2 separate regions of the Mus musculus genome follow, and region 1 is linked to region 2. A link is a loop called in an ENCODE intact Hi-C map of the cell type or tissue named here. Cell type or tissue: left cerebral cortex. All regions are shown on one strand. Each heading gives the region's core, and the rest is flanking DNA. Links, peaks and the distances in the headings are about the cores only.

Evidence for each region. Peaks named below come from ENCODE experiments on the same cell type or tissue, not always from the same donor. Only the 100,000 strongest peaks of a DNase experiment are listed, where the experiment ranks them.
Region 1: it touches region 2 in a loop (4-fold over the local background); 15 of 42 quality-filtered maps call a loop at or near these places.

The regions. Positions count from the first base shown.
Region 1 is chr3:18,152,171-18,164,833 of GRCm38, forward strand. The region is part of intron 1 of Cyp7b1 (cytochrome P450, family 7, subfamily b, polypeptide 1); the gene reads right to left. Among named protein-coding and RNA genes, the nearest start is that of Gm23686, 19 kb to the right of the region's middle. In left cerebral cortex, for the core only: a CTCF peak has its summit at 6,470 (motif pointing left); a DNase peak (open chromatin) is centred at 6,380.
Region 2 is chr3:18,046,055-18,058,717 of GRCm38, forward strand. It overlaps Bhlhe22 (basic helix-loop-helix family, member e22), which reads left to right and starts at 8,271. Exons shown (of 1, transcript NM_021560.4): 1 at 8,271-11,460. The coding sequence starts at 8,734. The coding sequence ends at 9,801. In left cerebral cortex, for the core only: a CTCF peak has its summit at 3,708 (motif pointing right); DNase peaks (open chromatin) are centred at 3,732, 4,430, 5,730, 6,617 and 2 more places; H3K4me3 peaks cover 3,359 bases; H3K27ac peaks cover 1,555 bases.

The DNA.
Region 1 (12,663 bases), core at 3,864-8,863, 110 kb after region 2:
TGAATTATTTATGGTTCCTAACTACCCAAGAGTCCAACTGAGCAATGGTTATATAGGACTCTAAGTCACAAATGACAATCCTGCTCCTCAGAAAAGGCTTTAAGTAGAATATGGCTGTGTTTTTCCTGTAAAAATATATGCTTACATAAAAGGAGAATCCCATCTTGCATTTGTCAAATCCTTAAAGAAGTTCTGAGTTCTTGACTCCCTGCAGAATTAACGAGCCAGCAGTTGGCACTGTGGTTCCTGTCTATCTTCCCAGCACCTGAGAAGTGGGGGCAAGAACAATGTGTGTCCTGAAACACAGAAGAGAACCTGCTCAAAGAGTCCAGGCCTAGGGCTGGGGCTCAGTAGCAGAATTCTTGTTTGGTATGTACAAAGTCCTGGGTGTGAACCCCAGCAATACAGAAACAAATTTAAAAAAAGTATTTGGTACCAATACATTCTTATGCTTATGAGAAAACATTCTATTAGAAATATTGGACAAAGTCAGGTTGTCACATATTTTAGAAGAAAGTGGAAACACTTGAGTTTCTAGTGTACCTTGAAGCCAGGTACTGACATGACTCTTACATTCTTAAATTATTGTTTCCTATCATGTCTAAAAAATACTGCTGAAAACAAATGGGATGTATTAGTATTTTCCAAATTTAAAGAGGATGGAGGAATGCAAGTTTCAGACCAGCCTATGTTATGTGCTATGACCTTGTCTAGATAGAGGATAATGGAGGGATCCAGGAGCATGGGGAGGGCAGCAGGGTGTAAGAATTTGACAAATACAGTGTACTGGTATTTGAAATTCCCAAATAAATCAAAAATAAATAAAAAATATTAACTTCAAATAACTCCCAAGGGCACCAGAACAATACATCCACTAAAACTTGTTTTATACTTAAAATGAATTTTAAAGAGCAGGCAATGTCGCCTTGTAGCTTCCTGCTTCTCAGTCTTCAGATGTGTCTATAGCTGTAGCTATGGGTGTGGACACAGACACTTCCAGGCATTCCTTTTCTGCCCAGACATTTCTTTCCAGGTTAAATACACACATAAGCATTAGTGGTAGGCCTCTCAATGAAAAGTAAAATGAAATTCACATGCATAAAGTGACATATACATGTCAGGGGACTCACAGCCTCTCCTCCCACGAATATACCTATCCTGGATCTATTCTGGATGCAACGAGGCCTGAGATGGAACAGTCCTCGGGTAGCTGCAGAGACAGCCCAGGAATGGTAGTAAAGCAGTTCAGCCAGTGGTCAGCATTATTTTAACACAGAGCCAGCATCCATAGCTGCTAGAATTTTAACTAGCCTTAAGTAATAGAAAAATTTGTCAAATATGTATACTTGACCAAAATACCTAAGATTTCTCATTTCTTTACATAAATTCAACCACAAATGACACAACTCTTCCAAAGGTCTGAAATAGAAGAGAAGGAGAAGAGGTCCTTTGCTCACAGTTAAGAGTCAGGCTACCAGGAAAAGAAGCATCCAACTTACACAAGGTGGCCATGAGGCAGTGGTAGCTGCAGTGCAGTATGGCTGTCCAAGTCAACCCTGAATGCATGAGGTTTATTCAGGCTCTCTATTGTCTTCTACTCCACTTGGGGCAAACAAGGTCTGCCTCCTGTACCAGCACTCATGGCATCATCAGTGTTGAGGTTGGGCAGTGGAACCTCTTCTCTCCGGTTTTACCTCACAAATAGGCAGAATGGGGAGAATCTAGGCAAGGCTTATGTGATGGTTTGTATAAGGTTGGCCCAGGGAATGGCACTATTAAGAGGTGTAACCTTGTTGGAGTAGGTGTGTCACTGTGGGTGTGGGCTTAAGACCCCCACCCTTGCTGCCTGGAAGCCAGTCTTTTAGCAGCCTTCAGCTCCTCCTGTACCATGCCTACCTGGATGCTGATATGCTCCCACCTTGATGATACTGGACTGAACCTCTGAACCTGTAAGCCAGCCCCAATTAAATATTGTCCTTGTAAGTGTTTCCTTGGTCATGGTGTCTGTTCACAGCAGTGAAACCCCAACTAAGACAGCTTATATTCTATGGTTCTTAGGTCAGGGTACCTTTCCTGATCAAGATCTCCTGTGGTCACCATGGAGATAGAGAACACCCAGAGGTCTGCCATTCAACTTAAGTTTTGAAAATATGGAGTACAGATATCCAAGCTCAATCTCAAAAGGTTACAGTACATTAGTATTCATTAGTATTAATGGAGGCCCCTTGTAGGCAAAACACAAAGAAATTATTCACGGAGATTATTACACAGTGCTTTGACAGTATAGGTCTGCCTCAAAGAGCTGGAAGACTGTACTTTGCATGGCTTCTGAGTCATTAAGCCTCTGGAAGACCAATGTGACCTCCAAGTTCTCTCTATAATTCCCTGACAAATATATGAAATCTTTAAACTCTGGAATAATTCACCCTCTACTGTAAATAATTTAGTGGGCATCAGTCGCCTGTCTCTGCTGTGAGACTGTATGTGTACACTTTCCATTCTTTTGTGGGTGGTTGATGTCTACTCACAAGTTAACTCAGTTGCTGAGACTGCAGCAAGTTGGCTCAGTTTGTGATGCATGGAAGTGAAGCCTGGGTCACATTTCCATCAATAACACTAGACCACTCATCACAAAATCCAGTAGAAAATGACAAGAGACGTATCCAAGAAGGTGGAGGAGTCAGATGACAGTTAGCAGAAAGGCTCATTGCTCTAATTGTGTAAAGATAAAGATAAACTCAAGATGGTATTCTTCCTGTATTCCTGACTTCTTCACACTAGATATAAAATCAAACACAACAAAAAAGAAAATATCCTTTGATGCCATTTCTTCATCTTGAATTATCATCTATATTTTTCATGAAAGACTTGTATTTTGGGTTTTTGTTGTTATTCTTGTATGCTTTTTTTGCCTGCATATATGCATTCCCAAGCACTGTAAAGCACAGTTAGAACTCAATAGATGGTTGAATGTACATATGGGTAAATAGATAAAGCCCCACGCTCTTCCAAAAGTTCTCAAGCCACGCATTACTCTTTAAGGGTTAAAATAAAAGATCCCAATTTGCCAGGGAGAGAGGCATACTTCTATTTCAATTATCAGAGTTTCACTTTTGAAGTCAAACTGTTCAAATCTGTCTCCTTGGAGAGGGAAGAGGCTGGGGAAGATAAAGTGCTGCCAAGCGCCACAGCACAAAGACCTCCTGCTCCCCTGCTCTCAGGGCAATGACCTTGTGATCTCATTTGCAATCTGTTTTACAAAGAAAGCTCCATTATGCTCATTTCTGGGGTGAAGCCAGGATGATGAGGACTGTCATGCAGAACCTGAAGGCCTGGCTAGGATATTGTATGCATTAGAGTACACATACATGTGCATGAACATGTACAGTCACATACATGCATGCATATGTATATACACATGCAGCCTTATGTTTGTGCACTCACACATATACTTATATGTGCATGTTTGTGGTCATGTGAGTTCAGTCATACCTATGCACATGTGTGTGCTATCCAGGATGAAGAGTGGAATGGGACACTGAATCCCCAGGGGCCAGACTCCTTTAATGCTGAACTGCAAGCTGAGTCCCACAGTTCTGAGAAATCTCACTAAGAAAATGGCACTATCTTTAGATATAGCATTTAAAATATCTTTTCATCTTAATTTTTTATCGTGTTGTGTCATCTACCTTTCAAAACAAGAATGAAAATAATCCCAAAATTAAAATTAGAAATGGAATGGAGATGAAGTATAAAGGACCAAAGATGTATATGAAATCGATTACTTAGAATACTTACTTCAAGAGAATTCAAGAAAAATCAATGTCACTCCAAGAGTCATGCACATATCCACATTTCTGAGAGAGAGTGTCACATGCCTGTCGTCTCTAAGGTCTACTCACTAGTGTCATCTAACTGGTGACCAACCCTTTGATGAAGGCAGAGAGATCAATGTGTTCCTAATTGAAGCAAAGTGAGGTCTACAAGGCATCACTTAAGCATGTGTCAGTAAGTGGAAAAGCGTTATATCACTTGGCCTCCTGACTCTCAGACCACTGTAGATAGATCGTATCTGGGTGTTGGAAGATCAAGTCACTGTCACCTCTATTTCAAAGGAGCAATTGAAAACAAAGAAAAGTAAAGCAACATGTTCAGTATATCATTTTACTACGCTGTCTGGATTTTTTCCTACTTAATATCTCATGAGTATGAAAAATCTCTTTCATTTTTACCCCAAACTCATTTAAAAAATAAAGTAAAACAACATTTTATAGTATAATGTGGATAAAATATCACCAGAGGATATGAAAACCCTCAATTATATACTCAGAGTCAAACATTTGAAACCTTATTTTTATTAAATAGATGTAGCATAGTTTTCCCTGTCCCATTAATTTAAATATTAATACAAGAAGCTTGTGAGTGGACAGGGAAAAGGGAGGTGGAGGTAAGAGTTTCAGAGACAGAGACAGAAGAAAAGAAGGAATCAAGATGGAGCAAGAGGAAGATAGTCCAGATTTTGCGTGGCTTTAAATAGCCACAGGTAGCTATGAATCATAAAGGATAGAATAATTGGGATAACTTTTCTAATATAGGTGGGCAGCTTGTATCATTGTCAATTGGCTCTGAAATTATTGTGTGGGCATCTTGTGAATTGAGAATTTACTGATATAAATCTGACTTCTAAATCCCAAGCCTCTAGCGTTTTGATTTTACTGGGTTCCTGGGATTCGGGACCACTGCCCACAGAGGGTGAGTGGCTGGGAATGAGAGCAGAATCCACAGAGCAAGAAAACTGTAAAATAGGTGGCAAAACGAGGCTAGCCTGTCAGAGCAGAGAGTAAGTGGGTATAGCGCGAGACGGTGCCGGCTTTTTCAATATTTCCCACAACAAATAGACTCTGGCACAAACTATATGGAGGGGGTTCTAGTAAAGTTTTGTTATTTTGCAAAGCAAAATGAGTTACTGATCCTTTATCCAAATTGGCAAAAAGGTTTAGGATTTCTTTCAGGTATTAAAATATTCACATATGAATGAGGTTCCCCCAAGTTTCATGTGCACTTTATAGGCAGAGTCCAAAAGTGAATGTAAACAAAACATGTTCTGATGCCACCAGAGGCGTGAGATCAGGCGTGGCTGTCTGTTGCTGTGGAGTCTTCAACACGTGAGAAGTCTGAGATTTAGGAATACTCAAAACACTGATCTTCCGATCACCCTGCATCACCTCAGTGTCATTGTAGTGAAACAAAAGCCTTTGCCAGACTGCGAAGGTCCCGATCACAACTATGCATCCTGTGCTGTCCACAGTGAGACTCAGGACGGACGGGCATGTGCATAGAAGCTCTCACAGCAACTCAAGAATAGTTTTATGTTGGATAATATAATAACATTAGATAGTATTTCAAGTGCTTTTTATTTCACTTTTCTACTCATTTAATTTTATTGTAATTTAAGAAAAAATTGATCTCTAGTAAATTGGAAAAGCAATAAGAGAACTGATTAATTACGTCAGGCAGTTTGGGAAGCACTGTACTAGACTTTACCACCAGGCCTGCTGAGTGAAGTTTTACTTCGGAATAACAGAATAGCCTTCTAGAATTTCAAAGAAACCACCATCTAAATGCAAACATAAAAGTTAAATTTCTGTATGTTTCTGTAGTTGCTAATGTGAGTTTTTGATCCCTCATTGCTTCATGCCGCTCTGGCTGATTTCCAAGATCAAGGTGAATAAAAAACAATCCAGAAGTGAATGAAACCTAATGTATGAGTAAGGCAAGACTTTACAGGCAACCAAGAATGTAGAAATCTAACATGCGAGCTGTTTGTTGTTAAACTTCAGGCTGGAGCCAGGCACCTCGAGGCAGGAATGGCCGACCCTACTGCTCCCTGCTTCCTCGATGCTGAGGTGAACCGAACAGGTGTTTTCCGTCGGGCTTCTCATTTATAAACGGGCTCCGTGACCATACACGCACAAAGCCACTTGTTCGACAGTCTCCGAAGAGGGGCCGAGGACTGACCAGACATGAGACCCGATTACCCTCTCACCCTGGAAATCCCTGAGGGTTGAGGATGATGCTAGCGCAGGTCAGGATGCAGGAGGCACAGCTGCTGCCTGTTCCGCAGGGTGCAGGAAGGTTTCTGTTTCCATATGACATGCCAGTTCTAAAACTGAGTGAGCAGGTAGCACTAATTTCCCTCTTTTTGTCTCTCTTTGTGGAGTCCTAATTTTAAGGCAGTGTTTTATAAGTTTGTATCATCCTTTGAAAGTTGTACATATTTGAAGAGAACAACAATAACAACAACAAAACCATGTCGCTAAATTTCTTTTCAAAAAATAACGTGCCTGATATAATTAAGCATCGTTACCCTGTCTGCACATGATGTCGAGGACAGACAATGGATATGTCACTGATGGCTCTCAAACAGCCAAAGTCCTTTTCCCTTGGGTTTCTGGCTCTCTTGACAATGAAGACTCCCTCTAGTGGTTAAAGAAATAAATGTAAACTCTCTTTTAACCAAAAGGGTGATTTATTTATTTATATATTTATTTCTCTAACTAGGATGTTTTCTAAAGGAAAAAAAATGAGTATTTTTAAAGCTCTCTAAATAAGACAATTATAAATATTAAGATGCAAAATTTAGATTGTATCCTTAACTTATGAAAAAGTATACAGTAAATGAAAGTTATAATTCTGATAGTCTGAGTATGATAATAAAAGAGTGATACATATTTAAAAAAAGAAGATCCACTATCTATTTCATTAATGGAGGCATGACTAGTGGCTGTTTGCACAAATCGATGCTTTCCAAAGCAAGTTACGTGGCTCTTCTACAGGAGCTACAATCTAATGATTGCAAGGAACACTTCATTTAACATAATAAATATTTAGCCTGGTTAAAAGCGATATTATGTGAAAATTTTTAACTGCAAAGAAAAAGGTGGCAAATGCATATAGATTATTTTTACCATCTAATTTTCAATCCCTTTTCAGCTGAACAACAAAACACTGAGACCCACAGAACTCAAATGACTAGCTCCAAGTCAGAGAGACAGAGAAAAAGACCAGGAGAAGCCGGTTCCCTAAGCTGCAGCCTCTTTAGCTGCTCCCAGGAGGGCCTCCCCATTGCCACCTTCCTCCTGTTTATTCAAGATGAAGCTTGATCTGTGACTGTCTAAACCGCAAGTGTAAAGCCTCTATTCTTTTCAGATTTATAGACTTTAGCATTTTGTTTATTGTTCAGAACACCCAGAGAAGTATTTGTGGGCGCATTGACCCATCTCCGAGAGATTTATTTTACAACATGAAAATGGAAGTTAAAATTAGAAACTACCTAAATGCTAGTGGAATTCTGGTCTTAAGTCTCTCCCAGTTACTGTGGACTTGAGAGCTCAGCCACTCCTTGTTTGTTGTACACGTATCACTTATGAGGTTGAGTAAAGAGAAAAATGAACCAGATTAGTAAAAGTGCTTTGAAATGTGTGACAAATGCTATAAAATAAATTTTTGTTTTAGTTACTCAGAGTTATATCACACTGGGAAAAAGGCTGTTTCATCTACAGCTTCAGTTTCTTTGAGGGAGAGGAAAATAAAAGAAACTTGCCAATTGTTTTGTAGAATAGTAGATACAGAAGATAGTCACAGCTTCCCTGTAGGAACAGGCTCTGCATGGCAGGTTCTGGGGTAGGTACCGGAGAATGTGATGGTCTAACATCTTCGCTTAAAGATTTGGCATCTGGTTTGTAGTAAAGTGAAAATTCTGTTACAATCATACCTATGAGTAACTGAAGTTAAACTCACCTATAAGCACTACTGTGCATTGGCAATACCTAGAGAATACCAAACACATTCAGAAATTTGAAGTTTTATAACCTAAAACCTTTTTATTTCCCTTCTTATCAATCTAGATGCTGAGCTCTGAGATGGGCCCTTGTCTGTGTCTGCCCATCCTGTAAGATGGTGCCAGGAGCAGAAGAAGCATTCCTATTGGTTGAATCTGAACTCCACCCTGGAGGACAAAGGGCAGAGGAGATGAGCTAACAATATCTAGGGATACTTTGCCATCTCACGAAGATAGGCTGTCTGTCTGACTCCTGCTACCAACTGAGTGAAGGTGGTTTATTATATTTTCTAACACATATCCTGACATTATGCAACATTCCCAAACTGCCCTGTATTTTCCAACCTGGATGAAAGAAGATGCATGACATTTCTGCCCTTGCTGCTGTTGATTTGCAAGTCAAGAGAGAGAGAGAGAGAGAGAGAGAGAGAGAGAGAGAGAGAGAGAGAGAGAGAGAACAGCAACCTGAACCCTGGAGTAAACACAAAACCCCAAGAACAGTTAGTGTTTCTTCTTAACTCTTTAAAGTTTGACCGAGAAAGACAGGCCTGGGCTTTCCAGGCTAGATGCTTCTACATACATGGCATCCGTGTGTGTGTGTGTGTGTGTGTGTGTGTGTGTGTGTGTGTGTTTGTGTGTATTGTCTGCCAAATATAATATAAAATGTTCCACTTAAATGATTAAAATGGGGGAAAGAAGGAATTTTACCAGATCCACTATTCTTTTGAAATAATATTTAAAAAAAAAAAATCCAAAACATGGGGTAAAACAAGCTTCCTTTTGTTTTCATACAAATCAAAAAGAGTTCGAGAAAGCATTCACAGCAAGCACTGTCCAGCGAGGACCCGGAAAGAAGCATACAGTGGAGCCAGATGTTGGGGTGATTTGTGTCAGAAGGGCACAGGAGCATGGTGTTGATTTCAATGGCTGCTGGCAGAAGCTTTGCTCCAGCAGCAGGGGGAAAACCCTGAACTAATGGAATTCTTCCCTACTCTTTCCCTCGCTCGCTAAGACACCCTAAACCACTAGTCAGTGGTGCTGATAGCTGTCAAAGAAGCTGAATTCACTGGCCAACCCTGCCAGCAGGGATCACATCAGAAGGGAGATGACTGAGTGAACAAGGGCGTCTCCAGGCTGTGCCATTTTATATCCCACTCAACCTTCAACAGCTGTTTCTTGAGCGAATACAGACTTCAAATAATTATGTGAAAAGAACAACAAAATTCCAGATGTAGACAATGTTTATATGTATTCCTTGGCCCTTGATTGGGCCCACAAAGGGGGACGAGCAATGTCATGTCTGAAGGATGAGAGCTTATAACCAGGTGGAATTAGAACCAACAGTTTCTCTTATTGGCACTCCCAGCCAAGGTCTCAAAAGAGAACATGGTAAAGTGGTTTTGTATCAAGCGGATTTTTTTAAACAGAAAATGCAGAATGGTGTGTTATAGTTTTAGGGACTCTATTGACCTGAGTGATCATTGCCGCCAGTCATTGATTTAAAATTTTAAAGGGCTTTTCCATCAGCTCTGCTGTTCTCAATGTCATGGCCACTCGTAAATTAGGCAAAGGCTCTCTCATATCAAGTTCTGACAGAATTTTCAATTTTAGCCAGTCCACCATGCTGAAACACAGAACATAAACAGAGGCTTGCTTTAGAATATTAGATGTGACCGAAGCCTGCTCAGCTCCTTTGACACTGTGAGACATTTTGTCACTTCACCTGGAGAAATATACACGGCTTATTCGGAAGTGCTGCCAGAGTCCAGCACCTGTCAAAACCTCTATCTGTCAAGGCTTTCACAGAGAGTTTCAAAATGACAGATCAGGATGTCTGAGTTGATGGAGCCCCAGGAAAAATGGAACAGATAGAAAATTCATGACTCTAAACTAGATCAAAGTGACTTCTGTCAACATCATGTCAAAAGAACTGTTCATTTTTAGAGGTTTTTTAAAAATTATATAAACACTTTTTTGAGCATGAGCTAAGTGTAATGAAGAAAATGTTTTCTTGTTCTACAGTATGATCATCCAAATGTTCAAACATATACTTTATATAACCTAGAAGGAAGGAAAATTCTAATAGTCATTACTGTCTGCCAGTTAAAACCACTGACATTCAAGAAAGAATTATGAAGATACTATCTGCCCAAAATAGGACAAACCATCTGGCTATCACAGAACAAAAGGGGTTTTTGTTGGTGTTTTTTTTTTTTTCACACATCAAATCCTACAACTGGATTCTTGCTTCTTATTCTGTTACACTAGGCTCTGATTTTCCCTCCACTTGATTAGTGTGGCAATTTAAAATTCAGGAAACAGTATTAGTTTCCTAACATATTTGCTATTATTTAAAATTTAAAAACAAATGGAAAACCCTTATGATGCACAATTTTCTTAAATTATAACTTTCAGAAGAAAGTAAAATAAAAAACCAAAACTGTGATAAATAGCTTACAACATGTAGGACTGAACTTTCTGAAACCCCCCCCCCCAATGGCATTCAAAGCCATTCACCAGATGAAATATGTGTTAAAGAACCCCAAAGTGACTGCTTTCCTGTTCTAATTTCTAACTCCTTTGAGAGAGGAAGGCTGGCACCTGGTGTTAGAACCCAGGTAACCTGTCTCCTGCTGCTTATCTGTCAATAGATAAATAGGACATGTGGCCTAGTGAGGACAATACTGGGGTTTCACTCAGCTTCTAAACAGGAAATAGACATCAAAAGAATGTGTACCAGACATGCACACTCATGCACATAGGCACACACATGCACACATGCATGTGCACATGCATGCACACAGGGACAGTTCCTGTAATCACTACAACTGACCCTAATAAAATGACAATGTCACTTTTCAAAATCCCATTGGCCTTTCCTTTAGCCGGGGTTGAGAAATTTTGATATCAGCCCTTTCAGCAACAATCTCACAGAAGCCAGCTGGCTCAAAATGTTCTGTGACCAGGACAGGTTGCTTACCTCTAGAAGGTTAAAGTATTTAAAAGATAACAACTACATCTGGCTTAGAGAGGAAAGCCATGTTTGACAATGGTCCCACTGCAGTGTATGTACAGTCTGCAGGAAAGTGCCATCTAGGACTGTGAAATTAGGGCAAGATCACCAAGCCTTCCTGGAAGGAGAGCTGAATGCATTTTCTTTCCTACTTATAAAAAGATGTTTATTACCTGTGAGTGCATAGAGGTGTGGGTCTCATGGCCACCAGTGATTGGTGATAAGCCCCTTTTCCTCATTTACATTGATAGCCAGCATTAGTGAAGATATACGCATTTCATTTCATGGTTCAGAAAGAACAAAGTATATGTATATGTGATAGCAGTGGGTGGTTAATGAAATGGTCTGACAAGCATAAGCTAATACATAGTCATACCAGAATGTGACTGCAACACCTGTTCTTGCTTCACAGACTTCCAATTCTTAAGAACAAGTTACCACTCACAAGAAGTGAAGCCACTCCTATTTAGACATCAATATGCTCCAAGGAAATTTTAGTCGCTGTTTTTGGTAGTGGTGTTGCAATCACTAAAGGGTGGTTATTCTAATGATATCAAATCTCTTTTGCTTCTGTCCTAAGAGTAATGAAAACTTCACACATGCATGAAGCTCCAGTAATTATTTTAAACTGCCTTCTGTTGTCCCCCTGAGGAACACGGTGGTATTTGTTTGATGCAGTTTAATTAGTGTCAGGGTAATTAATGCTATGCTATCTACATGAGATCAAAACCCTTTCTTTGTAACATTCTGGTAACTCAGAACTAAGAAAACGGAGCGTTTTGAAAATGTTGTGGCATGGTGTTAACCTGAGATCACTGGTGAACTGAATGGCTCATCTCTTCCTCCCAGCCTCACCCAAATGCCAAATCCAGTCTCTCCCAGGACAAGATCAGGCCTGTAATACATTGCAACTACTCTGCCAGGCATAAGATTCGGTGGCTGCTATGGAATTAAATTCTTTTTTTATGGGCATAATCAAATTAACTAAAGCATTCACAGTCACCAGGCACCTTTTGCAATAGTTTAATCTTTTAATAATGAAATAGTAAACTTCTGCACTGACAGAGAACTGGAGTCCCTTGTAAGCGGGGTGTCACATTGCCATGTGCTGATATATTTTTTCAAATAAAGGAATCATTTGGTTTAATGAATGAATGTGATTCTGCTTAAATGCCTGAATAAAATTTGCATTTAATTGTAGGTATAGATAGTCTCTCTGTTTGACAATAATGTTAAGAGAAGGGAGGGGGAAAACAGAGATAGGAAAGGAGAGAAGTTAAACACACAAAAATTCCAGACACATACATAACGTGCACTGCCATAAATCCCTTTTAACTGTTTCTTTGGTAATAAGCAACGGCAGTATAAATCTCCTAACACGAAAACTCAAGCTGATCACAGGCTTAAGGAAATAGCTCCAGTTATCTTGACTGGATAAATTATTATACCCTAAAAAGGTTATTCCAGTGTCTAATAAAGCACTGTAGCTAACAAACAAAAATAAAAAGACGAACCATTCTCTTATTTTGTAACAGATGAAATTACAGGGTGCATGGGATCAACACAAGGACATTGAATTCATTTCAAGTCTCAAAAACGCACTATGCACTGTTCATTTTGGAAGAAGGCTAGTGCTTTAACACAAAGAGGAGGGTCACATTAGACTTATAGTATTTTTATAGTAAGGGGAGGGCTGATGGCACATATCTAAAACATAAACGTGACTGTCTGGAAGTCAAGCCAAATGGATTTTGTCTATTGCAAAAGTACAAGGAATGAAAATAAGCTGTGTACAGCACAAGAAATGAAC
Region 2 (12,663 bases), core at 3,214-8,213:
CCAGATGATGCTGGCTCTACTGGATTTCCAAAGTCATCTAAAATCTCGTGCTAGAAACACATTCCAAGTGCTGGAACTCCAGGTACTTCCCGCCACATTTCACTTTACAGTCACTTTTTAGAATAGTGTATTACTTTGTGGGATAGAGGCACTATCATGCATTTAATCATGCATGCAAGCCTTTAGGTTGTATCATATTTCCTTCCCTTTAAAAAAACTTTAGACATTTTCCAACAATAACTCATGATATTGTGGGTATTTAGATTACAAAATTTGTTTTTTAACAGTTTTTACCATAACAATATTTCTTATAACTCTACATATTGTTGTTTTAAATTTTTACCCATTTTTAAACAATTATTTGATTTTTATTAAAAATCATGAGTCTCTTTTTATACCATTTTGAACATCTATACTTTTTTCTGTTAATTATCAGGTTAAATTATTTTCCAATTTTTCTTTTAAATGGCTTTTGTTTTGTAGACGCTGTTTGTACTCTTAGCATGCTTATTTTCTTTCAACATGCCATTTATCTTTTGACTTTGTTCATGGTTGTTTTCTTTACAGAGAAGAAAATTTAGTGGTTTTTAGAGTGCCCACTATTTTCCTTTGTAAAACTTGGGGTTTTTTTGTTTGTTTGTTTGTTTTTCTTTGTTTGTTTGTTTGTTTTTTTACCTTGTGCAGAAAGGCCTTTCTTTGCTTGCTGTCTGTAAAACTGTCTTTATAGAATAGTGTTCTTCACTCACACAACATGTATTTCCAAATTTATAGGAAGCCTAATTATTGAGTAAAATTTATCTTGAAGAATAACGAAGCACACTAGAAATAGCTGAGATTAAAAAAAAAACACATTATTCAGACAAGCATTTTTTTTTCTCAATGAAAATCATCATCTTAGCTGGTGACAAAAGGCAAGAGAAGTAATAGATTAATAGATTTATACCTTTGCCAGGCACTGTCTTCATATATCTCATTAAAAATTAATTCTAGATGGTTTCTTTGAGATGAGTTCTCTTGTTTAACTGAAACTGTCTGATGGGCCATAGGCAAAGGAGAAACCTGCAGCATTGATACAGCCAACCAATAGGACTTTGATACAAGCTTCGCACTAACAATGGCTACATCCAATGACTCAACCATGGCCCATTCTTTGAAAAGTGCTCTGAAACCTGCCAGTACTACAAAGTTATGATAGAAAAAAAAAGTCAATAAAATAGAAACCAAGAATAAACTATCAGATGAAATATCACTGAACCTGTCCAGGCGGAATAGTCCAAGAAATACAATATCGTATTGAAATTAAACTCGTGTCACCTTAGAAACAGTTTCACAGCCTCCATTGATTAATCCTACAAGGAAGTCAGAAAAGGCGTGATTAATAGGCCCATTCTCCTCTTGAACGTAAGTAAGGCCAAGGAAATTGTCAAATATTACATATTAAGATACTAATGTGCTGTAGATATGCTATTCTGTTAATGCTATTCTTATCTTATTAAATAATTCACAGAGCAGTGCAATCAAGTCCTACAGATGTGAATTTACAAATTTCTTAAAAGAAACATACTGCCTCTATGACAGTCCTTCCCATGTGTTCTATATATACATACTCTATACCTTTGGATTCAAATACATATATTTCCTTTTCTGCCAATTGCTTTCTTTTAATTTTTTTTCATGAGCTTTGTTCTTACAAATATAGGAAGGAAGTAAAAATATAAACAATGTTTCTAAAAAAAAATCTGAATGTCTCATCCACAGCAAGAGTGGTTTTGTTCCTGCTGTTGTTGTTTTGTTTTGTTTTGACATCAAGTCAGTTTGAAGAATGTATTCCTGTATCTATAGCACCTGCGTGGGGATGCCATTCTCCCAATGGGCATTGTATAAACTTAGGGTGTTGTAAGGTGTAGTCCTTCATAGATTAGGCAAGGACATTTTCATAAGAAGATGCCGTTTGGTATTGACACTCATTTCACCATGTCTTGCAGCTGTCAGTTCCTGTTTTGTATTTGTTAGCTTGAGCCCAAGTCTTGTGACATAGCCCTGGTTCTCTTAGTCCTGCTTCAGTTCCTGGGTATCCAGCTCTCTCTCTCTCTCTCTCTCTCTCTCTCTCTCTCTCTCTCTTTCTCCCCAATACATACATACATATATATATATATATATATATGTATATATATATATAATTTTAATTTAATTTATAATACTAACTTAAATACTGTACAAATTTACCACACACACATGTGATCTCTTCCTCCCTCCATGCCCTCTCCTGAGCTTCTCACCCTGTGTTCTGACCAGACAACTGAATCCATACTTTTCAGTGAAATGTATTAATAATACAGCCAAGTTAAAATTTCTTTAATATCGCTTAACATAATTATAGGCAACAATATCCAATTGGTAGAGTAGATCAGGTGACCACATCAAAAATGTTTTAGAGTGTGTCAAACTTATCCATGCTAACTTTCAAATTTTACTGTGAACAGCTCTGTAGCTAACCATCTGTTTATCTAGTTCCTCCTATATATAATCAAATTTCTTTCAAACAGGAGCTCTTACATTGACAGAGTAAACGAGTCCAAATATTTAGCTTAATAGATCTTCACTGTAATAAATAAAATTAATCTTTCACTGTAATGACATTTGCTTTTGACTGTTTGATCTGCTATTTTTGAAGGCTATTCATAATATTTTGTACACTACAAAAAGCATATCTACTTGTATTTGTGTTTCAAGCAGCTGGCCGGTGTATGCAATCATAAATGAGAAGTGTTTTAATAGGGGTATCATCTCTGGTTCTTTTTTTTTTCAAAGTTGAAAATGAAATCTAGCACTTTGGACATGTTAATCAAGCACTTTGTTACTCCATCAGCTATCTACCCCAGCCCTATCTTTGGACTTTACCAGTTTTTGATTTATTAATAAAAAGTGAGCTTTCTTAAAAATACACTTCAAAAATGCCAACTGTTAAGAATGGCCAATCCTAGTAAGCTTTTCTGGACACGTGTTACCCTAGATGACATTTCAGGAGCAAAGCCTAGATTGGCTGTTCTGCAGGACTGTATGGTGAGGAAACTGTTGCCTAGAGAACGTGAAGGTCTCTGAGGTGATGCGGCTGGATTACCTGCTGATGTTTGTTATGAGGATGCAAACATGTCTGGAAATATCACCTCTACTCCTACTCTTTTTCCACCAGAGGTGCTAGTCAACATACCTCAAAGCAGGGGGTGGAGGGCTGCTTCTTGACGACAATAGTCACATTTTGCAACACTGTGATAAATCATCTGAATAGTAACTGAACAGCTAAATATTAACCGAAGTGTTCATTCTTGACAGTACTTAAGATTACAGCATCCTTTGCATGAAATTGTTCAGTTTTACTTACAAATTAACATGTGATTTAATTTCTATGAAGACATTTTTTATTCAATTTACTAAATAAAATGTATTATAAATCACCAGAGAACTACATCTGAGTGTATAAAATGATGTATATGTAAAACTAGAACACAAACTTCTCTTTACAAATGATTAGTTTTGGGAATCATGACTAGAAGTATTTAATGGACATAGATGTCTAGATAACGCTTTTAATCATAACCAAGCTATCATTGAAATGACTTTTGAGGCATAAAATAAAATGGGTCTCTGGTACCTGGATATTTCAGGCTTTGGTATTCAAATGCTATCATACACCACGATATTCTCGTTTTTGTCAGGAGATGGCGCTGCAGGTTTTAAATAGCAGAGCTAAGGATCCCAAAGCCCCGTTAAATCTTTAGTTTTCTTATTTCTGGACAACCCCCCAAAATATCCACCACTTTTGTTCGAACTATTTTAAACATGTTCCAGAATGTTTTCCAATGTTATGAAGATAATGTTCAGGGGAGAGACTCCTATAACAGGACAAAGAAGTCTATAGTTACCGTTCCCAGGAGAATACATCCACATTGTATGTCTAAAGAAAGAGGACAGGGAATTCTTCATGAACTCTCTCCGCTACCTTTCTATTTATTTCAGCCATGAAGCTTAGGTCGTCCTCTAGGTGTTACCAGTGATAACTAGGCACCATAATATTCTCTTATTACACAGACTGCTTAACCTTGAAAATTGGAAACGTCCCCACAACGTGCTTGAACCGGTTTGAATGGATCCTGGAAAGGCTGCTTTTGGAGGCTGAAGGTTTCTGTCCAGCATCTATTCGAACTTAAACTACTTCCAGATTAGTGAGGAACGATGCCCTTTGTTGGAATCGATTAAGAGGAACTAGGTAGGTAGGTGAAGTTTGGAGCAGACCCCAACAATTCCAGATCGGAATTTGGGGAACTGGGTTGAGACTTTGGAGGGCTGCCAGAACTGTTTCATCTCGAACCACTGCCTGGTTCCTTCTTCTTCCGGAGGGAATCTCTTCAATCCGATAGGCATTCGCAGACCCAGTCTCTCCAAGTTCTTGAGAGGAAGCAAGCAAAAGGATGCTGAGAAACTTACCCTGGGAACTGAATGAATGTGGCTCTGTGTTACTGAGATCTCAAAGGACCAGGGGGCGGCAGACGTTGTTCAGCCACCCCAAGCTACAAGAAACACTGCAGGTTAGAGGAAGTAAATGCAGCTTCAAGGTCAAGGTGCCTCATCCTCGGGCTGGAGGACCACTGCCAGGAGCCCCTTGGCCTAGAGGGACTGGGATGCCGACTTCATCGCATTGTACTTGGCAGTTCAGGAGCAGTTCCTCAGAGCTGATCCCTGGGGGCTCAGTGGTTGCTGACAGACAGGACCTTCAGAGCCAGTGGGAGGACAGGGAAAAGCACACTTTCCAAGTCTGTCACATTCTTCCCACAGCTCTTACAGATTTAATTTTTCCCCCAGAGCGGCTTCAAGTTAAAGTTTACGTTTTTTCCCCCTCTAGTTTGTTTTTATTTTTCAAAGTGTTCTGAAATAGAGAAATTGAAACACTCAGACAGCCAGAGCCAGACTTCTCCTGGCTGCTTAATTTAGACAAGTCATAAAGTTATCAGAGATGCAGAAATACCACAACGAAATTTTTAGCATCTCACTTTAAAGGTAGAGTGAGTTCTATCATGATTCTGCTTGAGCTATTTCCAAATCCGAGCATAGAATGATCTCTAATAAATATAAGTTTGACCTACACATTACTTGGGGCTGCAACTCCACCCTCTAATTCCAATGCAGTGGTGCTTGCTGACTATTTTAGCCTCTATTGAAGGCTTTCAGAGTGTTTCCTCCCATAATAATAAAATTTGTTCATCTTTATGAGAGCTCTTTGATATGTATACATTTGGTATCCAACACTTAGCCGAAAATGTACCTTTCCTGATGCCAAGGAGCTTCACTGCGCCAGTCTAAACACAGGGGTACCCAGGAACTGTTTTCCCTGGGTGGTCCTACTTGTCCCACCTTGCCTCTGGCGCTTTCTAAAAGACCCGTCCCTTGTGTCTCTGGTTTCCCAAACCTCTTTCTTTGAAAAAAAACTGTGCAAGATAGAGTTTTCCTATAGATGCTTCAGGTCAGGTGTTAGAGCCCTGGTTGATTTCCCCAACCTCACTCTACAGGAGAAAGTTCTGGTTTGGACTTTCTCTTCTATTTTGGAACGTGCCTATTGCGTCAGCAGCCCTGGCCCTGATTCTAGCAACTTCTGCAAGATCAAAGTTTAAGATTTCTAAAGTTCCTGTGGCCAACAGATATTGAGGGAGCTGCGGACGTCACCCTTCTCTGAGCCGGAACCCCGGCAGTGGCAGTCTGATTCTACCCAAAGTGAAAGGAAGTTGAGGCAGTGACTCGGGTTAGTGATGATTAAACCAGGTAACGAGACGTCGGGCAGATGTGTTTTCATTGCCCTGTAAGATAAATGCAGTGTTAAGTGCCTGACAACTTCCCAGAAGCAATCAGCAAAAGTTTACGAGTGCATAAACCTGGAAGACCATTCCCCGAAGGTGGTTATAAGACCCGCGTTTAAAGCTTCCATAAATTCTCTGGCCATTTCCCCAGCACAACTTTCCGCTACTATCAAACAACCAACTCCTTCGGGGAGGCTGTGGGATTTCCCCCAAGCTCAGAAGAGGTGGCTGGTTAATACCTAGGGGAATCAAGTTGAGCAAAACTGTTGTGGAGCTTTGGATGATTGGAAGGCATCAGAGGTGGGACAAGGGAAACCGGGATGCCTCATGCCATCATGTTTTGTAAAATCTCCTCCTGGATGTTACCCTGGAAGATACTCGGAGCCAGTTAGAGCGCCTATCAAGCTGGTATTTGCTACACCGTGTGCCTTTTAAATACCTTCTCCAGAACCCGAAGGAATTCAGGCATCTTAAGGAAAGTTAGAGAGCACAAGAAAAACACACACCGGCAAACGAAGTTAGACTTTAATGAAGACTTTTAGCCAGTCTGTGCAGAATCCCCATGGTGCTAGCCTCCAATCTTGTGTTAGTAGCCTGATAGGAGCCTCTCATTAGCCTAAGTTTATAGAGACCCTTCCTTTATGATCCCTCTGAAAACAAAGCTGCTAATTGACAAACAACAACACTAGCGCGTCTGTGTCTTTAGCTTCCTAAAGGGACAGGCTAACAGCTGCGAGGAACAGAGGAGGGAGAGAGGAGGCGGCGAGCCCAGAGCGCAAAAGAGGCACCGCCCCGCACCAAAGCGGCTATGGTCCACAGCTATACACATTGGCAGGCCTTCTGTTAACCGCAGGATCTCAAGCAATACAGCTTCCAGCAGTCCGTTTGCGGGTTCCGATTCAGCCGAAGGAACACCAGTTACAGATGACTTTTCCATTCTGCAAGGGTAGAACCAAGGTTCCTTTCCATCCTTTCCAGGTGACAATGTAGACATTTCTGTGTCGCCCTCACGTTTCCTGTATGAAATAAGGTGCCCAACTGTTCTGATATTACCATTCAAAAACAGGTTCTGAGATGAACCTCATTTGTGAATCTATTACAGAGATTAATAGATTATTTCTCCCTTTTCAACTAATTCTCAGTGGGGAAATTTAACCATATGGTAAGGAGAGAATTAGAATTTCATCACATTAGAGCAAAATATAATGAAAAGAGTCCAACACCTGGGGCCAACTCTGAAAGCCACAATTAAAAGGTTTTTTAATGAAACCAGAGAAACCCCAAACTGCACAGCCTTCAGTAATTCTGCCAGATAAGAGGGAATACGGTTTTTACTTATAAGGATGAAAACTAGCCACTAAATATCGTGTGCTTCGAGAAACTGGACTCAGAAGCACGAGGACCACGTGTACTATCTCCATCCAGACAGCTCTTGTTTCCACAATTCTGCCCTGAACTAACCCTGCAGGAACAGCCCAGACGGATCCAGATGTCCCCAAACGTCTTCAGAGCAGCTAAATGCACGAATGCCCCCACTTGGTGTGTGAGAAGATTCCACTCTGAATGTTCCCTCTTGCGAAGCAACTGGATTTAATCTTGAGGAAAGTTTGAGACTAGTTTTTCTTTTCTTTCTGTCCACGAAGCAGTGAGCTTCTCTCACCACCAACTTAACAGCGTGGGGGACTCGGCAAAGGCCTCCCCCACTCCGCCCCCTCCGAGTTTTAAATCAAACGGGCTATGTAAGCAACTTGGTCATCATTTTGTTGCTTTCTTTAATTGTTTGATTTTTTTTCCATCTATATAGGAAATGGACAGTGGAGGGCTGTGGGAAAAGTGGTGCGGAGAAAATCTGGGTTGGCTCTTGCATTGCTGACATACTAGCTGAAAATCTAGGGTAAATTCGAGACAAGCCAGCAGGGACCTCACCCCTACCCCCAGCCCCCAGGTTCCATCTATAAATGCAGACATGCTATTAACAGGGAGATATAGAATTCTCTCCTATGAGGGTAACTAAGCAAGCTGAGACAGTAGTGGCCCAGTGAAGGGTAGTGTGTGGGGGGTGCTCAGTGGGGGCGGGGGCTTTCCACTGGACTCCCAGTCTTTACCGCGGATATACAATTTGCTGAAGGAGCAAAGAACATCCTCGGCTCTAAGTAGGGCTTTTAGTGTGCTCATTGATGAGTGAAAGTCGCCACACATGTCAAGCTAAAGGCAGTTGTTGGGTTACTAACAGGACCCAGCGCCTTGCAAACATATGCGCTAAGCTGTGTATACAGATGGCAGGCAGAATAATGGAGCAGGCGCCTTTTATAAAGCTCTGGCTGCTGCCTGTCTTCAGACCTGGGAAATGAAACTATTCAGACTCGCGGCCAGATAGCGCTTGCGATTGTTTGTTACCGTTTTAATCCTATTAATTAAAACGTTAACCTGATTGGGTAGAAAGCGCTGTCCCAACAGGCGAGTCTTCTTCATAATAACCTACTCAGAGATAATGATGTAAAAGACTCCCCCGTCTGTGGCGGCGGCTGGTTGATGGGTCCGGAAATCTCTTGAAGGTGAATCCAAGCAAGATAAACGGTGCGTAGAGCAGGCGCGGGATTGGACTCAGAGGCGGTAGCGGCGGCAGCCCCGCTCCCTCCGAGACCAGCCTCCCACCATGAGGGGCCGCGGCCCATGGTGAGCCTTAGCAGCCAGCACCGTCGGCTGGAGACGAAGAAGAAGAAGAAGAGGAGGCGGCGAGCGCGGGGGAAGGCGAAAAAGAAAAAGAAGGGGACAGGGCTGCGGGCAGCGTGGGGACCGACGCACGCAGCAGCTCCGGAACCCCGCCGGCGCGCGTCTGTGCGGCCGCCTGACTCTCCAGCCCAGGTGGCGGCTGGCCCGGACGATGGAACGCGGGTTGCACCTCGGTGCGGCGGCCGCGAGCGAAGACGACCTCTTCCTGCACAAGAGCCTGGGCACCTCCGCCGCCAAGCGCCTGGAGGCGGCTTTTCGCTCCACACCCCCGGGCATGGACCTGTCCCTGGCGCCTCCAACTCGCGAACGCCCGGCGTCGTCCTCGTCGCCCCTCGGCTGTTTCGAGCCCGCTGATCCCGAAGGGGCTGGGCTGCTGCTGCCTCCGCCCGGAGGAGGCGGTGGCGCGAGCGGCGGCGGCGGCGGGGTGAGTGTCCCGGGGCTGCTCGTGGGCTCAGCGGGCGTGGGGGGCGAGCCGAGCCTGAGCAGCCTGCCGGCGGGGGCTGCCCTGTGCCTCAAGTACGGCGAGAGCGCCGGACGCGGCTCCGTGGCCGAGAGCAGCGGGGGCGAGCAGAGCCCCGACGACGACAGCGACGGCCGCTGCGAGCTGGTGCTGCGAGCCGGGGGCCCCGACCCGCGGGCATCGCCGGGAGCGGGGGGCGGCAGCGCCAAGGTGGCCGAGGGCTGCTCCAACGCCCACTTGCATGGTGGCTCGGGCCTCCCCCCGGGGGGCCCCACAAGTGGCGGCGGAAGCGGCGGCGGTGGCGGCGGCAGCAGCAAGAAATCCAAAGAGCAGAAGGCGTTGCGCCTCAACATCAACGCTCGCGAGCGCCGGAGGATGCACGACCTGAACGACGCTCTGGATGAGCTGCGCGCGGTCATTCCTTACGCGCACAGCCCTTCAGTGCGGAAGCTCTCCAAAATCGCCACGCTGCTCCTCGCCAAGAACTACATCCTCATGCAGGCACAGGCCCTGGAGGAAATGCGGCGCTTAGTCGCCTACCTCAACCAAGGCCAGGCCATCTCGGCAGCCTCTCTTCCCAGCTCCGCGGCCGCGGCTGCGGCGGCCGCTGCCCTGCACCCGGCGCTCGGCGCCTACGAGCAGGCGGCCGGCTACCCGTTCAGTGCAGGGCTGCCGCCCGCTGCCTCCTGCCCCGAGAAGTGTGCCCTATTCAACAGCGTCTCGTCCAGCCTCTGCAAACAGTGCACGGAGAAGCCTTAAACACTCCCTTCTTCGAAAACCTCGAGACCGACCCCAAAGCTAGAGGAAAGTGAGAAGCTGCTCCCCATTCCTTTTCCTTTGGTCCTCTCCTAAGTTGTGAAACACTTGCAGGGCAAACAAAGCAGAGGCAGGAACTTAGAAGTATCAGAGACAAACCGGACATTCAGCCTTGGCAAGCCCGGAATCTCGGTCTTTGGGGTGGGGAGGGAGGGGAGAGGGAGGTTTAGTGCGGATGAAGTGTGCTTCCTTTTTCCCCTCAGAAAAGTGGCAACTTTGGTGGCTCCCTAGATCTCAAGGAAGTACAGTCTTCTTTGGAGGCGAAAATAAGTTGAAAAGTAGTGCTTGATTATTAGACGAGAAAAGTACTGAGTGGCAAAATACTAATCCTACTAACACCTGACAATTGGCAAGTGATGAAAGGGAGAGGGGTTCAGAGTTGAGAGGCTCGGGGACAGAATATTCATTCAGACAAATCAGAAAGGGCACTCGAAAATACATCTTGATTCTGAGCCAGGAGAAAAACTTGAAATGCAGACTTTATTTAAGTGGAGGGGAAAGCAGAGAGACATGTTGCTATGAAAGACTTGTATTTTTTATTGTCTCTGAACTTAAAATTCCGTGAAAATGCTCAAAGTTTTGGTGAGAGTGATATTAAAAAGCAGGCTGTGGCTGAAAGAATTGCATTTAAAATATTTATGTGCACCTTGTTGCTTTCTACTCTGCAATGATGTATTAACAATTTATGGTATTTATTTGTTATTCTTCAATGATCCACATCAACCGTATTTATTATGTGTTAAGGTATTGGGTCTTAAGTGTAGATTTTTTTAATGCTTCTAAAATTCTGTTTTATATATTAACTTACACTGTGTGCCTAGTGTTCAAAGGGTATATTTGCCAACAAATATGAAGAGAAATATTGATGTATCTGAGCTGCTGAGGTTTTTGAAAGGGCATTGGATATTTTCAGTTGCATCGTCCATGTATTTAAATTGAGCTTTAATAAATTGCTTCAGTCCAAAAATTACAGGAAAGGTGTATTCTTAATTGATGAATGAATTGATCTCTTTTCCAAAAGGGGACCTATTTGCATTCCAAAACAGAAAAACATCACAGCAATAGATTTTACAAGTAAGAACATACTAGGCAAATATATTTTTCAGGTTGTGCTGTGCATTTTAAAAGGTCTAATTTAATTGTTTTTAATATAGATGTACATATATAAGTTATTCCTCCTGTGATGACTTATTAAGTTAAAAGACTGGTTTCATTTGCTTATGGTGTGAAATCCTTTGTTATTTTTCTAAGAAAAATAAAATTTAAAAGACATGAAATGAAGCTACGGAAGAGGAAGAAGCTATTTACCCAAAGCGAGCTTTCAGTTTTAGTTTGCATGGCGATCTGCCTGCCTTTCCTCCTGTGAAAATCCAGAACACCCCCTTTTAAAATGGAGTCTTGCTATTTTCCACTCCTTACAGATAATACAAATTCAGTTTGTCTGGTGATTTCAGAGCTATGATGGATCTATCAGTTGGTTTTGGATGTGTAAAGAATGATATATATATTAAATAGGTCAATCAGACTATGACAGCTATGTACGACCATTTGTATGTGTATCTATGTCAGAAAGAATCTTTATTAAAATATTTTGATCAAACATTTTATTTTGCTGTGCTTTGTAGAAGAAAGTAACAAAAAAAAAGGAAAGGAAAAGAAAGGAGTTTCATAAAAAGTGGAACCAAAGTTTTGGCAGTGCTGCACAAATTATGAGTAGCCTTAGTTCACATGGTTACTAAGAGGACAAGAACTGGGGATGGCCATGGAGCAGAGGTGAAAGAAGTCTGTGGTTAGACCCAGAACGTGTCTAGAGTTCCTGATCCTTAAAAAGCCAGGGTCTCCCTGAAAGTCTCTCCCACATGTACAGAATCTAGGCCATGCTAGGGCCTGCCAAGGTGGGTACATTTTCTTAAAGACTTTTAAAACAAAAGTTCTGCATTCAAATGCTTGAAGACCAAAAGAAAAGATAAATCTGGATTCTTTGAGCACCAACTTTATGGAGGTCTCATTCTGCTTTTCTGTGACAAAAGGGTCAACGTGATTGAATTATGTAAGTATAAGGAATGCCCGCAGAGACTTCCAGAATTTATTAGGTCATTGGTTAATGAGTTGCTTGGTATTTGAATTGGGTTAGGCATGATTCTACTAAGGTATATCATATCTGTTTATATTTGAACCTTTGCTCTTGAATGTAGAAAGTATAACTTATAGACATCACAGAGATGATGGTACTGATACTGAGGTTTGAAGGTCCAGAACTTTCACTGGACCTAATTACCTAAATGCATTTGGGAGGGGGTGGTCTGTGCAGCCTCAGCTCATAGAGACCTTCCTAAATGCCATCAAACTTAGTGGAGGCTGGTAAAGAAGGATGCTTTCTGTTCCGATTTTCATCAAAGAAGATTAATCAGAACCTGTAACTTTTCAGACAACATAAGAGCAAAGGCCTTGAAACTCAAGCCCCTCTGCCAGGGAGTGATGGTAGACAGGAGGAAGGGACCAGGGTAGCCCCTAGGCTGGAGAAGACCTTCTCTCAGCATTTACCAGACAAAGCCTGGGTGCGTCTAATTATGATTATTAAAACAATTTCCATGACGATGTCTAATATTATGTTAATTTGAAAACAACTGTGTATGAAAACTGTCGACTATAATACCTAAATTCATTTAATGAAACACATCGTTAAGGCAATTAAACCTCCTGGATGTGATTAAGAAACATAATTACGACAGTGTTCTGCACCATAATTGGGTGTCTTTAATCAAGGGGTAAAGTGATCAGCAACACAGCCATTAGTTTGTATTG